3 separate regions of the Homo sapiens genome follow, and all the other regions are linked to region 1. The links are chromatin loops, found by intact Hi-C in ENCODE. Cell type or tissue: PC-3. All regions are shown on one strand. Region 1 overlaps ARID5B (AT-rich interaction domain 5B). Region 2 overlaps ZNF365 (zinc finger protein 365). Region 3 overlaps RTKN2 (rhotekin 2).

The links. A loop is a pair of places that touch in the nucleus more often than their neighbours do. Peaks named below come from ENCODE experiments on the same cell type or tissue, not always from the same donor. Only the 100,000 strongest peaks of a DNase experiment are listed, where the experiment ranks them.
Region 2: it touches region 1 in a loop (3-fold over the local background); 12 of 110 quality-filtered maps call a loop at or near these places.
Region 3: a loop joins it to region 1, with 5 times the contacts of the local background. A loop is called at or near these places in 24 of 110 quality-filtered maps.

What each region holds. Positions count from the first base shown.
Region 1 is chr10:62,035,403-62,043,402 of GRCh38, reverse strand. The region is part of intron 4 of ARID5B (AT-rich interaction domain 5B); the gene reads right to left. Among named protein-coding and RNA genes, the nearest start is that of ARID5B, 140 kb to the right of the region's middle. RefSeq lists an enhancer at 2,165-2,224. In PC-3, CTCF peaks have their summits at 4,372, 4,586 (motif pointing left), 5,852 and 6,052; DNase peaks (open chromatin) are centred at 4,572, 5,272, 6,132 and 6,492; H3K4me3 peaks cover 2,537 bases; H3K27ac peaks cover 3,205 bases.
Region 2 is chr10:62,380,257-62,388,256 of GRCh38, reverse strand. The region is part of intron 2 of ZNF365 (zinc finger protein 365); the gene reads right to left. Among named protein-coding and RNA genes, the nearest start is that of ZNF365, 9.9 kb to the right of the region's middle. RefSeq lists an enhancer at 3,442-4,641. In PC-3, no CTCF peak of the experiment used is centred here; DNase peaks (open chromatin) are centred at 3,266, 3,986, 6,256, 7,676 and 1 weaker place; H3K4me3 peaks cover 2,872 bases; H3K27ac peaks cover 7,623 bases.
Region 3 is chr10:62,191,603-62,199,602 of GRCh38, reverse strand. RTKN2 (rhotekin 2) reads left to right here. Exons shown (of 12, transcript NM_145307.4): 12 at 1,160-6,517. The coding sequence ends at 1,695. Among named protein-coding and RNA genes, the nearest start is that of LINC02621, 64 kb to the left of the region's middle. In PC-3, no CTCF peak of the experiment used is centred here; no DNase peak of the experiment used is centred here.

The sequences.
Region 1 (8,000 bases):
CGTAATATAAAAATGTTCTAGAAGTCTGTATAATAGGGGTGTCCACAAACACACTGGCAAAGAAGAAAGGGATTATAGATGCTTTTCACTACTGCTTGAGAAACAAGGGGAAAATCTGGGAGCTGAATCTAGGAGTGAGGAGACAGTCTGGCTTTTCAGAGGATTGACTCTCTAAGGGGAGAATTCTGGAAATAGGAAAAGAGATTGAAATCTATGCCAGACCTTTCCAACTCTCACCTTCTCTCTGGTCTATTTGGCTGTCTGCAATATCCTCCAGGGGAAACCATTCTTGGTGGAGGGTCCCCTTGTAAGAAGTGGACGTGGTAGCTCATGGCTGCTGTGCAAGAGCCTATGCATCTTTGGGATAATGGGGTCTATATACCATAGCATGGACAAGACCACAGCCTAGGTTTTCCTGAGGATCAGGAGCCTATGGAAAGAATCCTTTGTCTTGGAATTCCATATATTCTTTTTTTTTTTTTTTTTTTGGGACAGACTCTCGCTCTTTCACCCAGGTTGGAATGCAGTGACGCGATCTTGGCTCACTGCATGCTCCACCTCCCAGGTTCACACCATCCTCCTGCCTCGGCCTCCCGAGTAGCTGGGACTACAGGCGCCCGCCACCAAGCCCAGCTAATTTTTTTTTTGTATTTTTAGTAGAGACGGGGTTTCACCGTGTTAGCCAGGATGGTTTCGATCTCCTGACCTCGTGATCCAACCGCCTCGTCCTCCCAAAGTGCTGGGACCACAGGCGTGAGCCACGACGCACAGCCAGAATTCCACATATTCTATAAAGAGACATCAGGGCAGAGCGGACATCTTAGGACTTAGCTCACACCTAAGGGTGTGGCGGTGGTGCTATCTAGGAGCTGATACTGCACGCAAAGGGTCTGTTTTCTCAGCCCATGCCACCCACCAGCTAGCTGCAAGGTCCTGTCAAGTCACAAATTCAGTAAAACCAAAAGTGGACTCTCAAAATGCCATCAAGGCTCAAACTCCCACTTTCACATTTACCTGGCAACTCCTTTCTCCTATTCATCTCTCCAGATGCCAGGTGTCCACGAGCCATTTCCAGGCCCCAGGCTCCTCTCTCAATGGAGATCATGCACAGAAGCTATTACAATGAGAATAAGCATGTTGTTTCAATGCTATACTATGTGTTTTTTTCTTATGACTTTGAAATAGCTCCTGTTTTCATTTTTTGAAAACTCTTCTATAAATACAGATTTAGTCTTTCTTGGTATGGTTCTATATAATACAAATATAATATTAACAAGATAATTGTCTTTTTTTCTTAAGGCTGTTTAAGGATCTGCTCTGGAAATGTGTTTTAAGGACATTTTGATTTCCACAATTTCTGAAGGTTGTACAGATAGAACCTCTTAAACAAAGAGAGTTAATTTTTTGTCTCTCTCTTTTTTCTTTTTGTTACAATCAATAAATCTGCTCGTTCTAGTCTATGATTGATATGTTCTTTGGTGTTACTATTGAACATGACAGCACAGAAGTGAAAGCAACATTTTTGTACTGAATAGCCTTGTAAGAGCAGTAAATATCAGAACAGTTTTTAAACTCATTTATAAACAGGACATTCTTGTTCAGCCATTTCTCCAGGTTTGGAAATGAGATATTCCATTTCATCATTGAGGATAACTGATTTGCTACCTCTCTACAGAAAACATTCCCCACTTGGAAATAAGTAAAAGAGATGGATTGTTTTTGTTTTTGTTTTGGTGTGTATGTGGATTAACATGGAGATATTTAACTTATGACATACTTGGATGAGTATGTCATGGGATACATTTTAATATTTAAAAGACATACACATAAGAAACAGTTATCAAGTGATAGGCTCCCAATTCTTTTAAAAAGATCCAAAAAGGAATTTGTACAGAAAGGGGGCTTTTCACTCACTTTGTGCTTTTATACCTTTCAGAAAGAATAATGTGAATAGTAGGATAGTCTTTTACTTAAAAGTAAAAAGATGACTATTTTTGGTTGTCTGAGATTCGGAGACATTTTTCTTTGTTCAGGCAAATCCCTCTCACCCTTCCTCCCTATGAGGGCACCAGCACCATCCCCAACTAAGTACCTCAGTGGTCTCTGAGCTTCATTTGTTTGTGCAGGTACCGGAGCCAAGATACTGGAAAATGACTTTAAAAACTCTTCTGTGGTACCAAGAACCTCATGCAAACTCACAGATTGTATAGAAGAGCGTGTGTCTTGGAGCAGGGTGGGGTGAGGGTACAGAATGAGAAGAGCTTTGGGGCCTGGAGTGGGCGTGGAGAGGCAGCAACAAGGTTGATAATACCTGGTGACATGTTAACTAAGGGCAGATTATAAGCCGTGGGGCAAGCTAGAGTGATCACTCAATTGGAGGGAGGGTTTGTTACACTATAGAGAAACAGCACACAGATACCATCAGAAACCCTAATGTAAAGCTAACAATGAACCCAGAAGAGGTTACAGCTTCTTTACATTTTTCACTGTAAGATAAAACATTTCTATGACTATTTAGAATTGCTGTGTCTGATACAGTCACCGCTAGCCACGTGTCCCTTGAGTATCTGAAATACTATATGTCAAGTCCAAATTGAGATGTGCCGCAGTGTAAAATACACACTGGATCTCCAAGACTTAATACAAAATAAAAGTAAAATATCTCATTAATAACATTTTATATTGATTGCATATTGAAATGATAATATTTTGAATATACTGGGTTAAATAAAATATATTATTAAAATTAACTCCACATGTTTCTTTTTACCTTTTAAAATGTGGTTACTAGAATATTTTAAATTACATGTGGCTCACATTATCTTTCTCTTGGGCGATGCTGGTTTAGTCAATAATTCAATGTTATGATTATAGATATGTTCTTGGAAATATGTGTTAAGGAGCAGACAGAACAAGATTAACATCTGAAGCTAGAATAATCAGCAAAAGTCACGATTCAATGTTTCAATACATTTAAGATTTTATTCACTGTTATGGAGGGTAGTCATGTAAAAACGTTATATATAGTTATATATACACATTACACACATATATATATATATAATGTTATAATAGTATCTAAAAATTTTTCTTAAGCTGAGGTCTCCCTTCTGTAAAATTCAAATCTGGTAATCATTGACTCAAGGCTACTAAATGGCCCTGATGAAGATGTTATTTCATTAACTTTCTTAACTAAGATGTCAAAGTAAATGTTAAGCTTTGACAACAGACTGGAGAAGAGACAGAAAGAGAGAGAGAGTGAGAATGGAGAGAGAGAGGGGAAGGAACTAGCTAATTATTTATTTCATGACTTGTTCTCTCCTGCTGTCAATATGGGTCGGGTATAATGTAAGCCATTTTCATCATCCAGTACAAACTGAATAGGAGAAAATGGAGCTGGAGTGATTTTAGTTGCTTGGAAGTAGACACTTCTTAATCTCCAACTATTGAGTAAGTTAATGGTCTGACTTTTTGGACATTTCATCTGAGAATAAATAGAGAGGTCAGTTACAGTCAGGCCTAAATGCAGGGGCATAGCCTCATTGGCTTTGCCAACCTGCTTCAGGTCCCATTTATGACAAAATATGAGATTATTCATTGAAGACTGGCATTCCAATAAGCCCAGAAAAGTTGAACAGAACAAAAAGGTTTGAACTCTGGGGGCAGGGAGGAGAAACATTCTTTCCGCAATCATTCTTAGCACCAAAAAACCATCAGGCATCACTGAGAAGGCGGCTGCCCGGTGCTCAGTTTGCCCTGTGTCCCATCCTCCCAAACAACTTGTTATAGTAGCCAAAATCAAAGCTGATTCCCTCCACCTCCTCACTTTTTGATTCCTGTGGCAGCAGCAACACAGAAACCTAACTAGACATTAACAGCCCTCCAAACACTACATGCCAATCAAAAGGCTGCACACACATGGTAAAATGGGTTCCTATGGTAAAAATAAAAGAGCAACAATGGTGGCTATAGAAAGAAGCTTAGGAAATATTTTCTTTTCTTAGAAGGCAGTAGTTGCTGTAGCATTTAAGGCAGTAACATGCAGAAAGGCTTAGACCAAAATTTCTGCAACATCAATGAAACATGCAATCAATATCATACATTCTACTGTATCATACTTATATTGTACTAATTTTGATGAAATGATTGGGCGGTTTCAACCTATGTACCACGAAGCAATCTGCACACCTCTGGTATGTTTCTGATATCTAACTATAGAAGTATTTGTCTTTGTCCTCCAAACTCTTTTATAGCACATGGTATGCATATTTCAGCATCCAACATTATTAACTCATGAGCAACTGTCAGTTGATGGTTATCTAACACATGGGGTCTGCACAAAAGGGATCCTTATTTGGGCAAAAGCTCTTGTCTGCACCAGTCTGTCTATATTTTCCCTCAGAATAACTTTATTTGGATCATTATTCGCTGTTAGTGGAAACTCGGAGGCTGCATGTATGGCAATCGGAAGGTGGAGAAATAAATCCTTAACAAGTTCAAACACTTAGCTGATATTAAAACCATTTCTAGCTTTGTTAGCTGAAAGCAAACGCTCCATTGCCCTCTCGTGGTGAGTCGATGGGATGCGGTGGGACGACCAAAAAAACCCGCAGAAACTAACAAAAGAGTTTACTCCAATACAGGTGACAACATTCATCTTGGATAGAAACAGCCACAAATGACAACCTTATGTTGTTTTATATGTTTTAGAATTTACATTTTCAGCCCTCTTATGTGGAGATTGGACAAGGTGGGGTAGGTGGGGTTTGTAATATGGAAATTAGAACTTTGTCTTTCTGCAATACAATGACTTCACTATATTTACAACCATAGCTGCTATATATGTGGCAAATTGATTTTTATGAGATTTAGAAACTTAAAAAAATCATGCTCACATTTTAAAAGCTCCTTTAAACCAAAAATAGACTGATGTTCCAACTGGTTTGGAATTATAGGAACCAAGGAAAGAAGTCTGAATAATTCCCTAATATGGAAGAAAAACTGGCTTTTTTTCTTTTCTTTTTTTTTTTTTAAATAAGGAACAGTTTGTTTCTGACAATAGGCAACATGTGGGACTTATAGAACCAAGTATAGGTACAGAATTTATCTTTCTATATTGTCTAAAAATAAAATTTTAAAAAATTCTGAACTCCAAATTTAATAGTCAGTTACCCAATTGGGTATTTATCTTTTAAAAACACCATTTAAAATTTCTGCTGTATGCCTTTCAACAATTTCCTGCCTAACAGGCCCATCCCCAGAAAGCAAACAAACCTGGTATTAAAACAGACTGAAGAGCTTAAGAGAAAGCTGGGGGAGAAGTCAGGGCAAAGTACATGAGAACATAAACTACTTTTTTAAATCTTACTACCAGTAAATGTACCATTTTTCTCTTTTATGTGTCTTCTCTTCAGATAAAAGCCACTCCTCCAACCAGCATTACAGAAATGCTCTGTATTTTTATAATATGATTTTAGGGGCAGATTAATCTCAAATTGGCTTTTCCACTCAAATGTGGAAGTTCAGTTTTGCAACAACAGTTGTTTGATTTTGTCTTTGAATTAGCAAAGTTCTTAAAGTAATTTTACTATAAAATTAAACAGCTGGGAGTTCTTTAGCAAAACATGACAACTCTTGTTCTTCTTTGTACTATTGTGCAAGCTGAAATACCCTTTCTTTCATGTCTTTATATTCCAAAATGAATTCCCTAGTTACCCTTGTTTAGCTTTAAGAAAAATAATAAAGAAGGGGGGCGGTTTTTGCTGACCTCTGAAATTCACAGGCTTTTAAGCACAGGGCGTTTACACAAGGTGCGTTCTCAAAGGGCTTTTGTTTAATTCCTATTATGGAATGAAAAATGATATTTTGCCCCAATACAATGCCAATCTTTGTGTACGGCAAAGCTGTTGACAAGTATTTCTGTGGAGCAAGGCATCTTATGCCGATTTCGCAGATGGGAAAACTGAAACATCTCTAAATGGTGAGGAAATATGGGACTAAGATGTTCATAGAGGCTGGAATTAAATTTAGAATTTGACTCTTAGCCCAGGACTCTAACCATGTGAGGGCCCTAACTCTCTGGAATCAACAGAAGGGCAATTTTAAAACATTCTTTTGACGTTATTAACCACAGCCTCGGGGCTCAGGGAAATGAGTGGGGGAGGGCCTGGAAACATAATACAGAGCTGCTAGGTGACAGCCTCTTGCAACATTGCTAATACTTTGGATTACTTGATCCATATTGCCGTATATTCTACTAATATTCTGGGGCTTAATGATTTCCTTTGTATCTTAAAAAATTAGAGTCTAGATTCAAGGGCTAGTGTAGACTGCTTCTTAAAATATGGAGCCGGAGAGTCATGACAAGACAAATTGTGGAAAGCGGTTCTTGGCTTTTCACATGAATCTGGAACCAAAGATCACTGCTAAGAGTTGGTGAAACCATAGATGTTATGCCAGTAGGATTCGTCATTGGAGTCATTTATAAAATGATGGAATTCCATAGCTTTAGGAAAACCTCGGGCACCAGCTAGTCATTCTCCACATCAGAAAAGACAGGACCAGAGAGCCTGCCACTCGCCCAGAGTCACCCAGTGAGTAGCAGAGCTGCGACAGACTCTGGTTTCTGTTGCATGAGATCAGCAGCAGAGCCTTGGCAGCAGATGGTTTTTCAATGGGCCCTGAATACCTCCATTTGGGTCTCTGCAGGGTGAGCCCTGTCATCCCAAGACCATGTTACTGAAACACACTTTCCAAGGAACTGTAATTAATAAAGTCAAATGGGAGCTGACAAGGACATTCCCACTGTGTTCATATGCCAAAACATACAAGCAAGAAAGCTCACTTGGAGTGCATGAAGCGCAGGTCCTTCTGGCAGGACTTCTGTGCACCATACTCCCAGCTGTTTGCTCAGACCCAAATGTGAGGTACTAGCAGCAAAACACTTGCAAAGCCATCAGGAAAGTGCTCTGGCATTGGGCGTCAACAACCGCCACCTGCTTGCTAGGCTGGGCTGAAAAAACAAAGGAGCCCTCCTGGGGGTGAGGAAGGGCTTTGGGAACTCAGGACCTCTGGGATCAAGAAGAAATGGACCACAGGCCACTGTGCTAGGGAGCATCGTCCTCACCTTCTAGCAGTAACTCATGCCTCAGAGGTCCCAAGCACATTACACAGCTTTATACCTGTGTGCCTTTGTTCCTGGGCTTCCTCTGACATCGATACCTTTTCTTTTTTAGCTTTTCTCCCTCCTGCCCTAACTCCTCGCTTAAAAGCTTCCTTGGCCAGGTGCAGTGGCTCGCGCCCGTAATCCCAGCACTTTGGGAGGCTGAGGTGGGTGGATCACCTCAGGTCAGGAGTTCAAGACCAGCCTGGCCAACACAGTGAAACCGCGTCTCTACTAAAAACACAAAAATTACATGGGCATGGTGGCGGGCGCCTGTAATCCCACCTACTTGGGAGGCTGAGGCAGGAGAATTGCTTGACCGTGGGAGGCAGAACATGAAGTGAGCCGAGATCGTGCCACTGCACTCCAGCCTGGGTGACAAGATCGAGACTCTGTCTCCACCCCCAGCCAAAACAAAACAAAACAAAACAAAAAGCTTCCTTACTCTCCCTCATCTCCAGCTGGGTGAGAAAACCCTTGTCAATACCTGTACAAAGTATGCTTTGGGTTGGTCGTGGTGGCTCACACTGAGACCAGCCTGGCCAACATGGTGAAACCCCGTCCCTACTAAAAAATACAAAAATTAGCTGGGCATGGTGGCAGACGCCTGTGATCGCAGCTACTCGGGAGGCTGGGACAGGAGAATCACTTAAACCCATGAGGTGGAGGTTGCAGTGAGCTAAGACTGTGCCACTGCACTCCAGCCTGGGCAATGAGTGAGACTCCGTCTTAAAATAATTAATAACAAATTTGAAAAAATGCAAAAAACAAGCATGCTTTGATCCTGGCACCTGGCACCCTGTACTGAAATCATCTGGTTAGTGTACCTTACCACAGT
Region 2 (8,000 bases), 340 kb before region 1:
CACCTCTTTGTGATTACATTTACAGACTGTATTTTAATAGAGGAAGATAGTCACTATAAAACAAACAAATAAATATATGTCAGATGGTCATAAGTGCTAAGAAAATTGAAACTGGGTGCAAGGGGACAGTGACAGAGGAAGGAAAGGAGTGAATAATATTTTAAAAAGCAAAGTTAGAAACGACCTTTTGAATGGGGTGACATTTGAACAGAGACCTGTGGAAGAAGCCATGCAGGTGTTTAGGAAGAGCAAACCAGGGACAGCAGATGGGTCTGAGGTACAGCAAGGGGGTCTACATGGAGGAGGGAGCTAGGTAGGACCTCACAGGTCACTGTGAGACTTCTGGTTTTATTACAAATGAGATGGGAAACCATTGGATGTATTGCTTTTAAGACAAGCTCTGACTTGGATTTTTAAAGTCTGGCGATTGGGAGAGAAAACTCTACAGGGAGAGAAAGTATAGGAGCAAGAGGCCGAGCTGAGCACCAAAACAGCACATCAAATGAGTCATCTTGTCCAACAGTATATTTTTTAGCTTAGAGCTTAGAACAAAACAGCCCATACAGCTACCACGAGGTCAACCCAAAGACCACCGGGAAAACTATTCTAATGCTGACATAAGAGAAGCAATGCATGGGTTGCCCTCCCCTAAGAAGCTGAGCAAAATACTTCAACTACTCCTTTATCTACATAATTCACAAGTAGATTACAAATCCAGAAAAATTCTAATAACTTTATTACCATCTTATATTTTGCTTTCATTTTTAATGGAAATATGAAAATAGTATTTTTTTCTGATTTATAAATAAGCTCTTTATTTAAAAAATTCAAATAACCCATTAGAAATATAAAAAAGGAAAGATCACCTGAAACTCCATTATCCTGAGACCACCACCATTATCTTGGTAGCCATCCTCATGAACATCAAACTCATCCCCAAACACACCCACCCAAGCACACATACACGGTTTTCCTTCTTTTCCTACCTTGCTCTCAACTCTCAATTCCCCTCTCTCCAACCCTCTTTCCTAGGCCAAGGACCCAGTAATCACCACTATGAATAGGTGTATATTGCCAGAGTTCTCTCTACCCTATTGTCTTCACTTAATAAGAAGCCATGAATATCCTTTTAGTCATCACCCTTGTATGTTCTGCAAGTCCCAGGGGAGCTAATGAGTTCCATAATTTTACTGTCCGTTGGGTAGTATTTCCTTTACATGTCTCCAAAATCTCTCTCAGTCTTCAAGGAATGGCCTCTCACTGTTTTTGCCATGTTCAACTTACACAAGATTCTAAAGACTCTACTTTCTGTCCTTTCAGGCTCTTTCAATTTTGATTCGTGAATGCTAATTTTTGTTAATCCAACCTCATTCAGTTGTTCTAGACAGTTAATTAAATTCATTGGCTTCTCTACATCTTCTCAACCTCCACTTGATCTTTATTTTCCACTGAGCTCTGTAATTCTCTTGGGAGTAGAACTTCAGGGAAGTCTAGCTCAGGAAGTCAGAGTTTTACATAAGATCTTTGCAAAATAGCTGGTAGTGACCTCCAGCTCTTTTCTTCTGTACTAATAGTCAGTGTGCCACTTTTACAATTAGTCATGATTTTTCTCTCACAAATACATTACGCCACACATGGCCATACTGAAACTTTTCTGACACTTCCTATAGAATCACACATCCTTACAAAACTTTGGGAATTACATATGTATAAAAACAGACAACAGGCTGGCTCTAATAATGATTCACTCAAAGAAATGCTAGTGATACCAGCCCCTGTTTTTTCTAGTTTCCCAACCAGGATCAAACATAAACCCTAATTCCATAATAATTCCATCATCTTTCAGTAGCTAAGAAATATCCACACACAAGAAATAAGAGTCCTTCTGGAAAAGAATTTTTTTCATCGTCAAGTTTCAAGTTTATTTCCAGATGTTTCCATATTAGCCCTCAATAGAAGATGTGTACTTTTCAAGGTCTTCATTATTCAGGCCATGAACACAAGCCAATTTTTAAGCTCTACCGTCATTCACTTTGATCTGCTTCCTACATGAGCCACAAACTTTAACTAGCAGCAAACGAGTGGCGGGCCCATGTGAATGCATCCCCAGCCCTTTCATGGTTCTTGCTTATGGTTTAGGTCCTTTGGGATGGAGTATTCTGGAAATACACCACAGGAAAATGGTTACTACTTCTTATTTCCAACATTAAGGCTTCAATTCATTTGGAGTCTGAGAATCCAAATTTCTACAAGCCTGTTGTAGAGATTTCCTGGGAGATATTTAGGATAACTGAATGATGCAACTGTCTCCAAACTGTACTTACAGGGCAAACAACCAAAAGTTAAAAAAAAAAGTACCATTTTTAAAAATTCATTTCGGTCAATATTTCCTACATCTTATTATGGAAATGGTTCACATATATTAAGGAAAATATAAAAATTGACCTTTTGGAGGATTCAACTGGGCAGGGACAGAATCAGCTTTTGTTCTCTGTTCTAAGTCCAGCACTCAACACATTTGTGTTTGACACACAATATTGAATAAGTATTTGTTGTAATTAATGTTTATAAAGGACAAGGAAGAAACTAAAAATGACCCAAAATCCCACCACTCAGAAGCAACTACTGTCAATATCCAGTATATTTTTTTCCTGTCATTTATCTCTGTGCACATTTACCATTCCAGGGCTTTCATGCTATACAGTCTAGCATATGCGAAGACAGCAACATTTGATGGCTTAATCTCAGGGGATTAGCATCACAAAAGCAAGAGAACAAATTTGAATGCAACACCTTTTATGATTGTGGCTGTATTTTTCAATCACATATTTTGCCACTGTTTCTACATGAAACTTTTAAAAATTAATATTAATGCTGATATTAATTTTTAATATTAATTTTAATACGCTCCTGGAATGTTATGCCATGTCACAGAAAAGAAGGATCTTTTTTCTAACTTCTCTCAACCAATTATCTTGTGCCCTGAAGCTGAGAAGTTAATACCTTCTGTATTTTTCAACCAACCTGGCACAAACTGCTAACCTAATTTCAGTTTGTAGATGTATTACATCAACTAGGGTGGAAAAAAACAGTTAAAACAAGCTTGATGGTATCCTATGATTTTGTTTTAAAAGACAGGTTAAACACAAGAGAAAGACTGGAGAAGTTCATCATACTGAGATTGTGTAGGGTATCTTTGTTAGATGAAAAAGGGATCAAAACCAAGTGACTAATTGTGGAATATCATGTGTGTACATCTCAGATCCACCGTTCATTCACATCCTGTTCAGTCTGGATGAATATCCAGAACCACCTCTTATTTCCCCAAAGAATCTTGGGGTTTTTCTGAATGGAAAAGAAAAGGGGTTAAACACATTGCATTTGTAACCTCTTTCATAATTACACTCCAAACAATAAAATATCCATTCAAAGTGCAAGACAGACCAATAGATTTCAACGTAAGAAAGTACAAAATGTTCACTGATATGGTTTCAGATCCCACATTGCAATGACTCTTTAAGAAACTACCAACTGTCACATTTGGCACAGCATCAAAGCAAAATATCCATGATTATCTGAGAAGGCTATTAAAATACCCCTCCATTTCCTACTATGTATCTGTGGGAGACTAGATTTTCTTCATCTGTTTCAACCAAAACAACAAATTTGCAACAGACTGAATGTGGAACTACCAAAGTCCAGCTGCCTTCTATGAAGCCACACATAAACTTTTAAAACAATACCGCTCTTTTCACTAAATTATTTTTGGGAAAACAGTTATTTTTCATAAAAATATGTTATTTACGTTAGCATATAATGGATACATGTAGTGAGAGAGTCAAACAATGAAAGAAGGAAATACCGAAATAAACACGTAATTACAAAGCTAGTTAAAAGTGACTAAGAAGAAGAATAATATGATGCTATCGGACAGAACAGTAGAAGACTTGTGTGGTTTTATTTCTGGTTCTCAACCCTGTGACTCAGAATACAGTGTGAAAGCTGGAAGGCCAGATGAGAAGATAAGGGCCAACCTGAGTGAAACTCAATCAGGGTGTGGGTGCAGACCAGTGTTGGGGAAATTTAACTGGTTCTAAGCCACTTCCGGCCCCATCTTCGACTTCTTCTTTATTTAAAAAAAAAAAAAAAGGCCAAATATTATTAAATCAGAGGTTTTAGGCTTCAGTAGAAAACATGCTTATTTAAAGCAATATTTGACACTAAAAAAAAAAATACCAGTACAATATAAGAAACTGACCTTGAAGCTCATTATTATGCAGAATGATTTCCAGATCTGGAAATCTGTCAGATGGATAGGTATCCAGAAACCAACACAGTAGAAGAGGAGCAATGAGGGAAAAAGCCCTTTCCAGAGAGCCAAACCTTCAGTTATATCCATTCACACATGCGTTCATTAATTTACAGGATGACCATATGGTCTGAAAAATAGATAATATTATTTCATTTTTTACAGATGGAATCCTCTCAGTTACTTCTTCTGAGATGGGTTAAAGACAGGTTAATTCAGAAAAATCAAAGACATGCTATCATGTGACCAATACACCCTAGAAGCATGTGCAGAGAGTAATGGAAATATGCGTTCACGCACTGTGGTGCTCACTGCAATTTTGCACAGGCATTGAACTATGCATTTTAATGAGTGACAACACGTTGATCCTATCATGTATTATAATCTACTATCAACAAACCATTTCTTATGTCTATTTTAACTTCCTTCATTTTTGCACTGAGCCACACTTACTTTTGGATATGCTGTTCCCTCTGCCAGGGTCATTCCTCCTCCTCTTCCCAAGCCCCCACAATTAATTATCAATTAACTATTCCTCTAACCTCAGACTCTCTTGCCAGGGAGTATTCTCAGACACATGCCCAGGTGTACATGACATGGCCTACTGTGTTTTCCACAGAAGTTTGTACCTTATCACCATGCACATCACAATGAACCAGTGTGCCATTTCCCCATTTGACCATAAAATCAGTGAGTTCAGGGACCTTGTGTGCTCCTTCACTGTCTGCAAGTACCCCCTGTACCTAACCTGAGCCCAGCACACAATACAGGATTAATGCATTTCTGCTGAATGCATGAAATGTGCAACTATATCTCTACTCGAAAATCATTAACCAACACAGAGATCCTTAAGTTTCTTTTTTCCTTTTTCCAGACAAGTACTGGGGCATAAAACCAATGAGTAACCTACGGGTACCTCCTACAGGAGTAGGGGGTGGGATCTAAAACTGATGCCTCTCTTCTATTCTTAAACACTTTAACATCAGCTTCTCCTCCCAAAGGCGAAGCTCTACCAACTTATTTAAATTTCACTTTACATGACTGATTTATGAACCTCTTCAGAGGAATATGAAACGGTAAAAATACCTCCAGCTAAAAATAGTCTAGCTATTGATCACAGAGCACCTCAGACAGACCATAACGTCAACCACAAGGCAAATCCCAAAGCAGGAGTCGACCACCTCCGAGCACAGGGAGCTTGGCTGCAAACCCATAGCATGGAGTCGGCTCCTGCGCTCTCTTTCCGGCACCACAGGCCTGAATCTGCAACAACTGCACGTCTTAAGGCATGGCCCATCTCTACTCTTGTTGGCCCTTAACGCTAATGAGAAAATCAAACTATTCTCATTGGTTGTAAGTTGACTAATACTATATTCTGAGTCCCAAGGGCCTAGAGTGGGGATGTGATAGGAGGCAGGGGAGTGGAGAAAAGAGAATATGCAGAGATAGAAATTGAAAACTTTCCTGGGTTTCCGAATTTTACCATGTGCCAACCCTGAGAGGATATGCTTGACACGTCATTTATTCTATATGAGTTTCTAAGTCTGCAAGGAACACATCCTGAAAAGAGAGGACCCCATTTATATGCACGAACCAACAATGTGGAGCAAACAGACCCTTCTCCACCCCGCTGACCTCTATATCCAATGTGATTTTTTCTTGGCCTGCTTTCTAGCTATGAATCAGTCTGGACACTACATTGCTTAGTCGCTGCTTTAGCTGATCAAAAAATGGGAATGAATTAAATAGCAAGAGGATTTGGTTGTGCAAAGCAAGTTACCAAATCAGATTTGCCTTTTAAAGGCCAGCATTCCAAGGTCAGCTCTGGAAAAAAACCTAAATGGGCATTACCTAGCTCAGGCCACCCCCTCTATGTCTCATTTGTCATACACCCTAATGACCTGTTTAATGTCAAATTTCCCTTCTGGTTTATAAAGTCCATGAAGGCAGGAACTGGATGCCTTTGGTTTACCATCCCATGGTCGGAACCTAGATCAGTATCTGCTGCTCAGCAAACACTCAATAAAGATTTGTCTTCTGCATGGCTTTAGGCTGGAACGAGGCAAATGATGAAGGACAAAGGGAAACAGATTCTACGTGTCACTGCCTGCAAGGGAGTAGGATGGAAATTAGAGATGGAATCACAAAGAGTCCTCTCATTGTGATCAAAGCCTAGCAGTGGCAAAAGCCCTACCCCGATTAAGCAAGGACATCTGAGAGTCAAGTGAAAAGCCCTGGGCTGGGTGTTCTGGAAGCTTAATATCATGACCACACTGATGATGCCACCCTTCCCCTGCCTCCCAACACCTCAGATGCCAGCTGACATTTTCTTTAATCACATCAGAAAAATAAATGATGTCACCATGGCAGCCCTCTCAAAATAGCAAAGAAGCAAGCCCATCCAAAATGGGCCACACTCAGTATTACATAAGTCTTGACGCTTTGGGGGAAAAAAAAATCACATTTTCAGGAGTCTGGCTGGGACACAGTGAACTAATGGAAAAAACACTCAGCAGAGAGACAGGGAAATTGGATTCCAGGTTCAGCGTTGCTACTAAATCTCTATCCTTGGGCAAGTCATTCCCCTGCTCTAGGCCTTATTTTCTGCATGTATAAAATGAGTGTGTTATCCAGCAGGAAACAGGGGCAACCTTCTGGTTCTCAAATCAGAAATCACCTGGTCTACTCAGGGGCCATCTCTAGCAGCCCTCCCTGCCGCCCCTTCAAGGTCACTCTCTTCTGGCCATCAATGCAAATTCTGCCTTTCCTCCTCATTTCCTCAGTGTGGCCTCTCCACACATAAAAATCTGTTCTCTAATGTATTACCAACTTGAAACTGTGGCTTATATTGAGGCACTTCTCAAAACTCCCCTTGCATGTTCCTGAGTATCCCTTATTCTTCCTATACAGAACACAAACACCTTAGGGAAAGACAGCAAGCATTTTATGTTCCCCCCCACACACCTCACACAGCACTGGGCACATTACAGATGTTCAATCAGGACTTTTCAAAACATATTGCAGAAAAGTGTATATGTAAATTTTGTGTTACTTTTATTATACTCAAATTTTCCAGACCCCACAGGACCAACTCAGCCAGCAAATTAGCTACTAAGTCCATCCTTTCTTGTTAAGGGATACCTTAAAGCAAGGTTTCCAGGATTGATTTACCTGATTACAGACAGCACTACCCACCAGCTCTGAATACTCTTCAATAAGTAAATACCTGTTTCACTAGAACTTTTAAAATCACACTGACTTTGTCAAGACAATGAGCAACTTCTTTCTTGGGTTTGCACTCCAAAACCTACAGATACCTTCTACGGGTTTACAATGAGACTGACCAGTACAAAAGTGCAAAATAGTTGACCCCTGAACAATGCAGGGATTAGGTGAACCAATCTCCTATGCAGTTGAAAATCCAAGTATAACTTTTGACTCTCCAAACACTTAACTCCTAATAGCCTACTGCTAACCAGAAGCCTTACTGATAACATAAACAAATGATTAACACAGATTTTGTATATTACATGTATTACATATCTGTATTCTTAAAGTAAGCTAAAGAAAATGTTATTAAGATAATCATAAGGAAAATATATTTACTTCTCATTAAATGGAAATGGATCATTGTAAAGGAGGAGGAGAAACAGAAGGGTTGGTCTTGCTGTCTCATTGATGGCACAGACAA
Region 3 (8,000 bases), 160 kb before region 1:
TGTTTAATAGATGAATTAATACAAAATAATGAATACACGTTTTTTCATAGTCTGAATGCTTAAGATCAGACAAAAAATTTAAGGCTTAAAATGAGTAAAGGTGCACTGAAAATAAATATTAGCTGAGTAGCTGATGAAAATTCTGAAAATAAACATTTGCACATTCTAAAATGTAATCATGTTCAGTAATTTTTTTTCTGTATTTTATTAAATTTGTTTCCAAGTAGTGTTGATAGATGCATACTAATGAATGGAAGCTTTCATCTCTAGCCAGAAAAAAGAAATTGGTTAAGTTTAATACTTTGGAAAATTTTAAATTTCTAGACCCACTAATATTCAATTTCCCACACCTTGAAGGGTGTTTATTTTTGTGCTGTTGCCTCAGTAAATAATGTTGTGAACAAGTGCAAGTCAGTCTAAATTCTGTTTAATTTGCCACTAATGTACCTGTACTTACATTCACTTTAAAATGTCAGGTTAAAAATGATACATTTGGGTTCACACATTTTAAAATACCAGTAATTTATTTAATAGAGATTTATCTCTGTTCTTTTATTTTTGCCAAGGAAAGTTTCACCCACCACCCTTATTACCAAAGTGGTATGAGGGCTTTACTCTGTTTTCCTGGGTTTTTGGTTTTAAGCATTTTCCCTTTTAACAGAGACTTTGCTGGTCTACAGGAAAGAATACTCATCCAAATGCAGTCATCCTAATATATATCTAGCTTTTGTAAAAAAGGAAATCTCTTACCTAGCAGTCAGAATAAGGTTTTAAATCCAGGAAATGTTATCTCATAAATACTTAATCTATAGAATTTTTTAGAAAACTCATATAACTCCACTTCTTTGAAAGATGGATTTTGCTAATTTATATAGGAATATATTTATACATGTGTATGTATTATGTAAATTATATGTATGTTATATATGTTTTATATACTATGTATTATGTGTATGTTTACATATATAATGTATGATTAGTGCAGCGCATGATCTTTTTAGTTCTGATGGTGTGGTTATTTTTACAAGTGAACGTTTTCCTTATCATAGTCTTTGATGACCATTGTATATAGCATACTAGTTTGGAAAAGAACTTATTTAGATAAAGTACATACTGCTTTTGAATTTTTTCATGTTTTTTTTTCTTAAAATTATTATAGGCATTGATTCACCTATGAAACTTGAAAGTTTAACGGATATAATACAAAAAAAAATTGAAGAGACAAATGGGCAGTTCCTTATTGGTCAGCATGAAGAATCCTTACCACCTCCTTGGGCCACACTCTTTGATGGTAACCATCAAATGGTCATCCAGAAAAAGGTACTGTATCCTGCAAGTGAGCCATTACATGATGAAAAAGGGAAAAAGAGACAAGCTCCCCTTCCTCCTTCTGATAAACTTCCATTCAGCTTAAAATCACAGAGTAACACAGATCAATTGGTTAAGGACAACTGGGGAAAAACAAGTGTATCTCAGACATCGTCTTTGGATACCAAACTATCAACTCTAATGCATCACTTACAGAAACCAATGGCTGCTCCTCGAAAACTTCTGCCTGCCAGGAGAAATAGATTAAGTGATGGTGAGCACACAGACACTAAAACCAATTTTGAAGCCAAGCCAGTGCCAGCTCCAAGGCAGAAATCCATCAAAGACATTCTGGACCCTAGATCATGGCTGCAGGCACAAGTATAGAAAACTCTTAATGATAAAACATTTAACAAAATCTATAACTGTGAAGCTTAATTCAGAGGCATTATAGAATAATGTGTAATTATATAGGTAAATATAGTGATTTATACCAATAATTAATAAGCTATTAGGTATAGAAAAACATTTTATAATGAAGAAGTGGATTTCTCTTTTACTCCTGATTTGCAGAATGTAAGTGATTTCTCCAGCAGTGTGCAAGAGGCAGTTTCTAGACAATATCCTAATTGTTGGAAGGGTTAATTTATTCCTGAATTAGTACCAGGCAGTGAATAAGCCCTAGGCAGAATAAAGCATTAAAATTTCTTTTGGGGAGAGACTGTCTAGTAATTTAAAATGTGTTAAATATGAACCATATTCTCATTGTGAGAATTTTAATACTAATGGAATGTTTCAAAGGTTTTATTCAAACCACAAATTATAGAATCCACCCAAGAAAATTTTCTTAGCATTCTGGAATTCTCATCTAATGGTTCACTGGCTCTCATCTATTGTTTAACTCACTAGTTTATAGGCCTGACCTTTTAAATTCCTGGGATAAATTTTAGAATATTAAATTCTTCATCTTTAAAGGGAATTTGTAATGTGCTATTCAAACTTGTTTCCTTGATGAGCCCTGAAATACTGTTGACATTAACTTTCATAAATGAAGCATAACACTTACTAGTTTAGAGAAATGGTAGATGAAATGCTCTTTACATTCAATTTTCTGTGTGTGGTGCTAATTTCCATTGTGACTTTGGAATTTAGGGAAGTGAGTAGCTGATCAACACCTTAAAATTCATTTAATACTTATTTAAAAAGAAGATGAGAGATTCAAAAATATCAGAAAAGTTGGCCATGGTAAATAATTTTCAGAATTCTTTTTTAAAATTTTAATTAGATTTCCTTTTCCTAGTAAGAGTTGATGTCTGCTAGTGGTATTTTTCATTAAATGTCATATTCTTACAACAGTGACATTGGAATCATTTCCATAGGAGGTAATTTCCATAGCAACTAATCATAGTGACCCAAACAGGATTATAAAGTCAAGTGAGGAATAAATAGCAGAAAAATACCTTAAAGGAACAAAAAATCCATTTTTTATAATAATGCTTTTTGTAAACAAGAGCAGAACAGTTTTAAAAATCTAATTAGAATTTCCAAATAAAACAGTTTCCATAAGGTGTCAGCAACAGCACTAAAAATCTCAAATCACACTGAACCCTAAATGTCATTGCAAGAAATAAAAATTTAAGAATTAAATTGCTGCCCTGTGTATAATCTCTTGAGATCTTTTTAAAGCTAGCAAGAACTCTATTTGGATCAGAACTACATTATTACAAAACAAAATGAACACTTGACCAAAAAACCACATTAATTTAAATGGAGCCTTTCATTATTTTCAGATAGCGGGGTCTTTTCCATTTATAGAGAATGATGTAACTGCCAGGACACTTTTGTGTTTGCCCAGGACTCCTAGTAAGAATTGAATCTTGAGGGAGTAATGATAACAAAAGGTTTCTTGTGACTGGTAACATCAGGACAGACAGAGTTTTTGGTGAGAAGAAAGTACTATATGCCTGCTTGATAGCATGTAGAGATCATCACATGTATGGAAACCTTAAAAAGTAAACTTATTTTTTCTAACTAGAAGGCTCTCATAAGTTTCTGTTATGATTGCCATTTCAATAAATGACATTAAAAATCTAAAGGATATTATTGTTTGAATTTTTGGGTTATTTTTTAAAACTTCATTGCTGTTTTTGACAGCATTTGTGACTGTCATTGCCACTAAATTATTGAGCTAGAAGATGCTGCAGGGAAAATTGTTTTGAAGCTGGCATCTAAGCATTCTTTTTTTTTTCCTAGTTGATGCCTTCCTTTATTACAAATCAGTATTAAAACTTCCAGATTATATTCTTGTCATTTTTCCTCATGCAGATAACAGCAGGAAGGACTTAAGGTGTATAAGAAAAAGAAAGTATTCATACAGAAATTACCTAGCAGTTGTGCCCTCAGAGTAGAACTTTGAAACAGGACTGAAGCCCTTTTTACCTAGAACCATTTAAAAGCCTGAGCAAGGACCACCACCCCCTCCCCACCAAATTATTCGGTCTCTTTCTGGGGGGCCCAGCTTACTGTATGTTACAAGTCTTTGAAATGGGTCTGGTGTCTTCAGCTCCTGAAATGCTAATTTACCCCTTACCTAAGGAGTGTAGTTATAATACAGAGTTGGTTTCCTTCCTTCCTTCCTTCCTTCCTTCCTTCCTTCCTTCCTTCCTTCCTTCCTTCCTTCCTTCCTTCATTCCCTCTGTCCGTCTCTCCTTCCCTCCTTCCCTCCTTCCTTCCTTTTTGTCTTTGTTTCTTTCTCTGGCCCCCTGTCCTCTCTCTCTGTCTCATCCCCTTTTCCCACTTTCCTTCTGTCTCTCCTTCCTCCCTTCCTTTACAGTTTAAAAAAAAAATCTAAAAATAGTTAAGCACTGTGTCAAAGAGTGTTTCAAAAGAATTGTTTGTTTTCTCATTTCTTAAACCAGAAGTTTATGACAAATAAATATGCCATGTAATATGAAAGCTGCTTCAGCTTTTTATGAGCTTTCACATTCCTTGTTTGTCCTTTTAATTTGTTTCTTGATATATGAAGACTATAAACTTGAAACAAAGAGTTAGCTGTCAGCTCTTGATAATATAATTGGGGAAACAGAATAGATATTTTATGATATGATAATTCTGATGATCTAAAGATAATGTCTTAGACAATTACCTTTACATTTCAAGCTCTGGGATATAAATTACGTAGTCAGCATTAAGATAGTATTATTTTTAATTGCTACTAAGTGGTAACTTTTGTATTTTAATATCTTGCAAGGGCAAAGAAGGCATTTTTAAAATTCTAAATGCACACCTCCTAAGGTAAATAGTCTTTCAAAAATATCAGGCGTGCCAACTCTTGCTGAGTTTTGTTAAATCCTCCTTAACTGTCTGCAGTGCCCCCTGACTTCTTTTAAATGGATGTGAATATATGTGGAAAACTAAATCCATTTATTATAAATGCCTTATCTTTACCCTTTGGGATCTTACTAAATGCATTTTACCTGCTACTATTTATTAAAAATGGAAGCTGTCTTGAATTAGAGATACCTCACGTAAGGTAGGTTAAGCAGTCAAGTATTTCTTTAGGCTTATGTTCAGCACCTCAGCCCCCTACTGAGAAGTTAATTAATTCAGTCCAAAATGAAATTATAGGGCAGTTTGGTGCAATTTATGTTAAATGCCATTTGAATGTAATCACCTGTGTTACCACGAATGAGGCACAACTATACTACATGGACAGAGTACTGCATTGCACCATGAGCAAGAACTGCTCTGCAAGAAAAATATCTGTCCCTGTGGTCTGAATTTATCAAAACTCATTTTCTTGTTAAAGAGTGAATTATTGAATAGTAATTAAACTTTAACTGATGACCATTTATATTCTAGTAGCCATCTTCACTGTTAGTCTTAAATTATAATGTAAAGTTGACATTTTCCCCTTACATTTCAAAGGCATCACTATTTTTAAATGTTTACATATGTTTACATGTTTGTGTGCAACTGCTTCATTGCTATTAATAGTTAAATGAAATCTGCATATTCTGGATCATAGATGTTCTTAGTTAACTCTGGGAAAGATGTTACCTTTGGGTTTTTAAAAGACAAGTCATCATTTGAAAATATATTAGGGTGTGTTGATTTTCTGACATGCTTGTGTAATTGGCTTTGTTTATAATTTTTATTTTTTAATATGGGTCAGACTTTTGGATTAAAAAGTATTATATCATGGACATACATTTTTTAAAGTACCAAAGGTATTTGGTAAGCGAGCCCAAGTCATGTAATTGAAACTTCTGTACATTAAAAGAACTGATTCATGAAGACGTTTTCTAACTTTTTCTCTTTAAGTGCTCCTCTAGACTAGACTGATTGAAGTAGACAGTGTGGTGGAATCAGTTTAATCAGAAAAAGACATACCAAGTAGCTGGTGCTAATTATTATAAGACTAACATTCTGATAAGCCATGGTATAATTAACATTATTAAAATGTTTACATATAATCCTTCTTAAAGTATACTCTTTTAAAAATCCATTGACATAACCTTACTTTTAGTTTAGTGATCCAGAATTTCCCCAGAGCTTAAGCCACTGCAGTAAATTAGGTACGTAGGATATTCAGTCGCTACTAGCCACAAGGAGTCTCCTTATTTTAATGTACCTCCCTCAGTACTTTATTCCTGCAGAGCGCCTCAGAGTGGGGGAGAGAAATGAGCAATCCTGGCTCAGTTGGATTATTTCAGCATTTTATTTCTAAATCTGTAGTGTGATCAGAAATATTTAAAATTAAAAAAATACTTTACAGAGAGAGGCCTACTAATCAATGTGCTTAGAGAAACAAACTACCTTTACATTCAATTAACAACAAAAAAAGTTACAGAAATTTTAACAAACATTTTTCTTTATCTGAGTATGGGAGAAAATACTAATGCTGACACGTTTAATAATTAGAAAAGATCATTCCAGATCTTATGGAAAATTGTGTTTTAAATTCCAGCAGTTTGCTCTTGAGACATGGTAATCTCTTAATGTAACTACTAAAGGAGAGGTAGATTGAAAAGATCTTGTATATACATAATTATGTCAGATGGTTCAAGATATCAAAATAAATTGTTTTGTTGAAAATGAATACTTTTTGGTGTCTTGCTTAAAAATATTTTTATATTTTGTTTATCTACTCAAAATTATGAATGGATGCATTTTTGTAGAACTTAATCTTAATAAACATTTAACTGAATTAGTTGTAGCAATTTTATAATTTTATATTAACAGGGAGAATAGTAGTAAGAGGAATTATTCACTTACCTCAAATATTAAAATGTGTGTTTTATGTATATAAAATATAATACTATAGATATAACATACATACATACATACTCATACACATAGTGTGTTAGATTCTTCAGGTATTTTCAGTTAGTTTTAAAAAATTCTTTTAAAATATGCTTCCAATGGAGCAGAATAAAAATTTCAAATCCCCTTCCATAGTTTACAGAAACCATTACAACCCAGCTCCAACCTGCCATGCCCTACTAGGTACTTCACTCTCAGTTCCTGTGCTTGTAGGACTAGCTGTTGGCTAGGGGTCACTCTTAGCTCCTAGAAACTGTGCTCCGGCCCTTGCTAGTAGCCCCTTCGGTCTTCAAAGTCAGCAACAGTGCATCAAGCCTCCCTCATGCTTCAAATCTCTGACTATTTCAGCTGCTCCCAATTGAAGAAAGTGCTTTGCTTTTAAAGGGCTCATATGATTAAATGAGGAATGCCCACCACGATAATTTCCCTTTTGAGTAATTCCAGGTCAGCTGATTCGGAAATCACTTTTGCATGCAATGTAATGATGGGTGTGATATCTCATCGTCTTCATGGGTAAAGAGCCATTGAATTAGAGCCACTGGAGTGCTATTTTAGCAGGCTACCCACCACATCTTATCAGATTTTTCAAGGGCAGAAAGCATGTTTTATTGACATTTAACCCTGTCATAGTATACTGTAATGAGAGTGAGTACAGCTTATTGGGTAATATGTGTAAGATACTATACTGTGTTAAATATTTTATATAAATTAATCATTACCATATTCTCTCAGTAGCCCCCCTTAACACACACAAGAGTGGAAGACTTGCTCTGGGTCATATACTGCATGGTAGTTGACTACGGACTCTGGAGTTAGACTTGGGTTAAATTCTAGCTCTGTCATGACTTAGCTATATGATTTGGGGCTTTTTTTTTTTAACCTCATTTGGGTTTTTTATTTTAATGTTTAAGATAAAAAAAAACCTTATAATATAGTTGTGTTTATTAAATAAGGTAATGCATGTAACACATAGTCTAGGACCTAATACTTAAGTTCCTGCCTTGTTTCTATAGGTTGACATATAGTATGTAACACGTGTATGAAGAGGGAAGAGGATACAGCTGATAGAGACCCAACACACACACAGTAACTTAGTCACTTATAACCCCTCTCCTATTTTCATTTCTTGCTTGATGTGAACATGTTAGGCTCACAGTGCATAAAAGTTTAGGAAATACCTAAAAGTGTATCCAAATACTTATTGTTCATTGTCTCTTGAACTCTATATTTGGCACTATTGGGGCTTATAAATTAAAAGACAGCCTATTCTTAAGCTCACGTGAATTCCGGTGAGTAGAACCAATCATTAGAGACTATGGAGATGAAGCATGGTTTGACCTGCCTCCCATATATCTAACATAAATCTG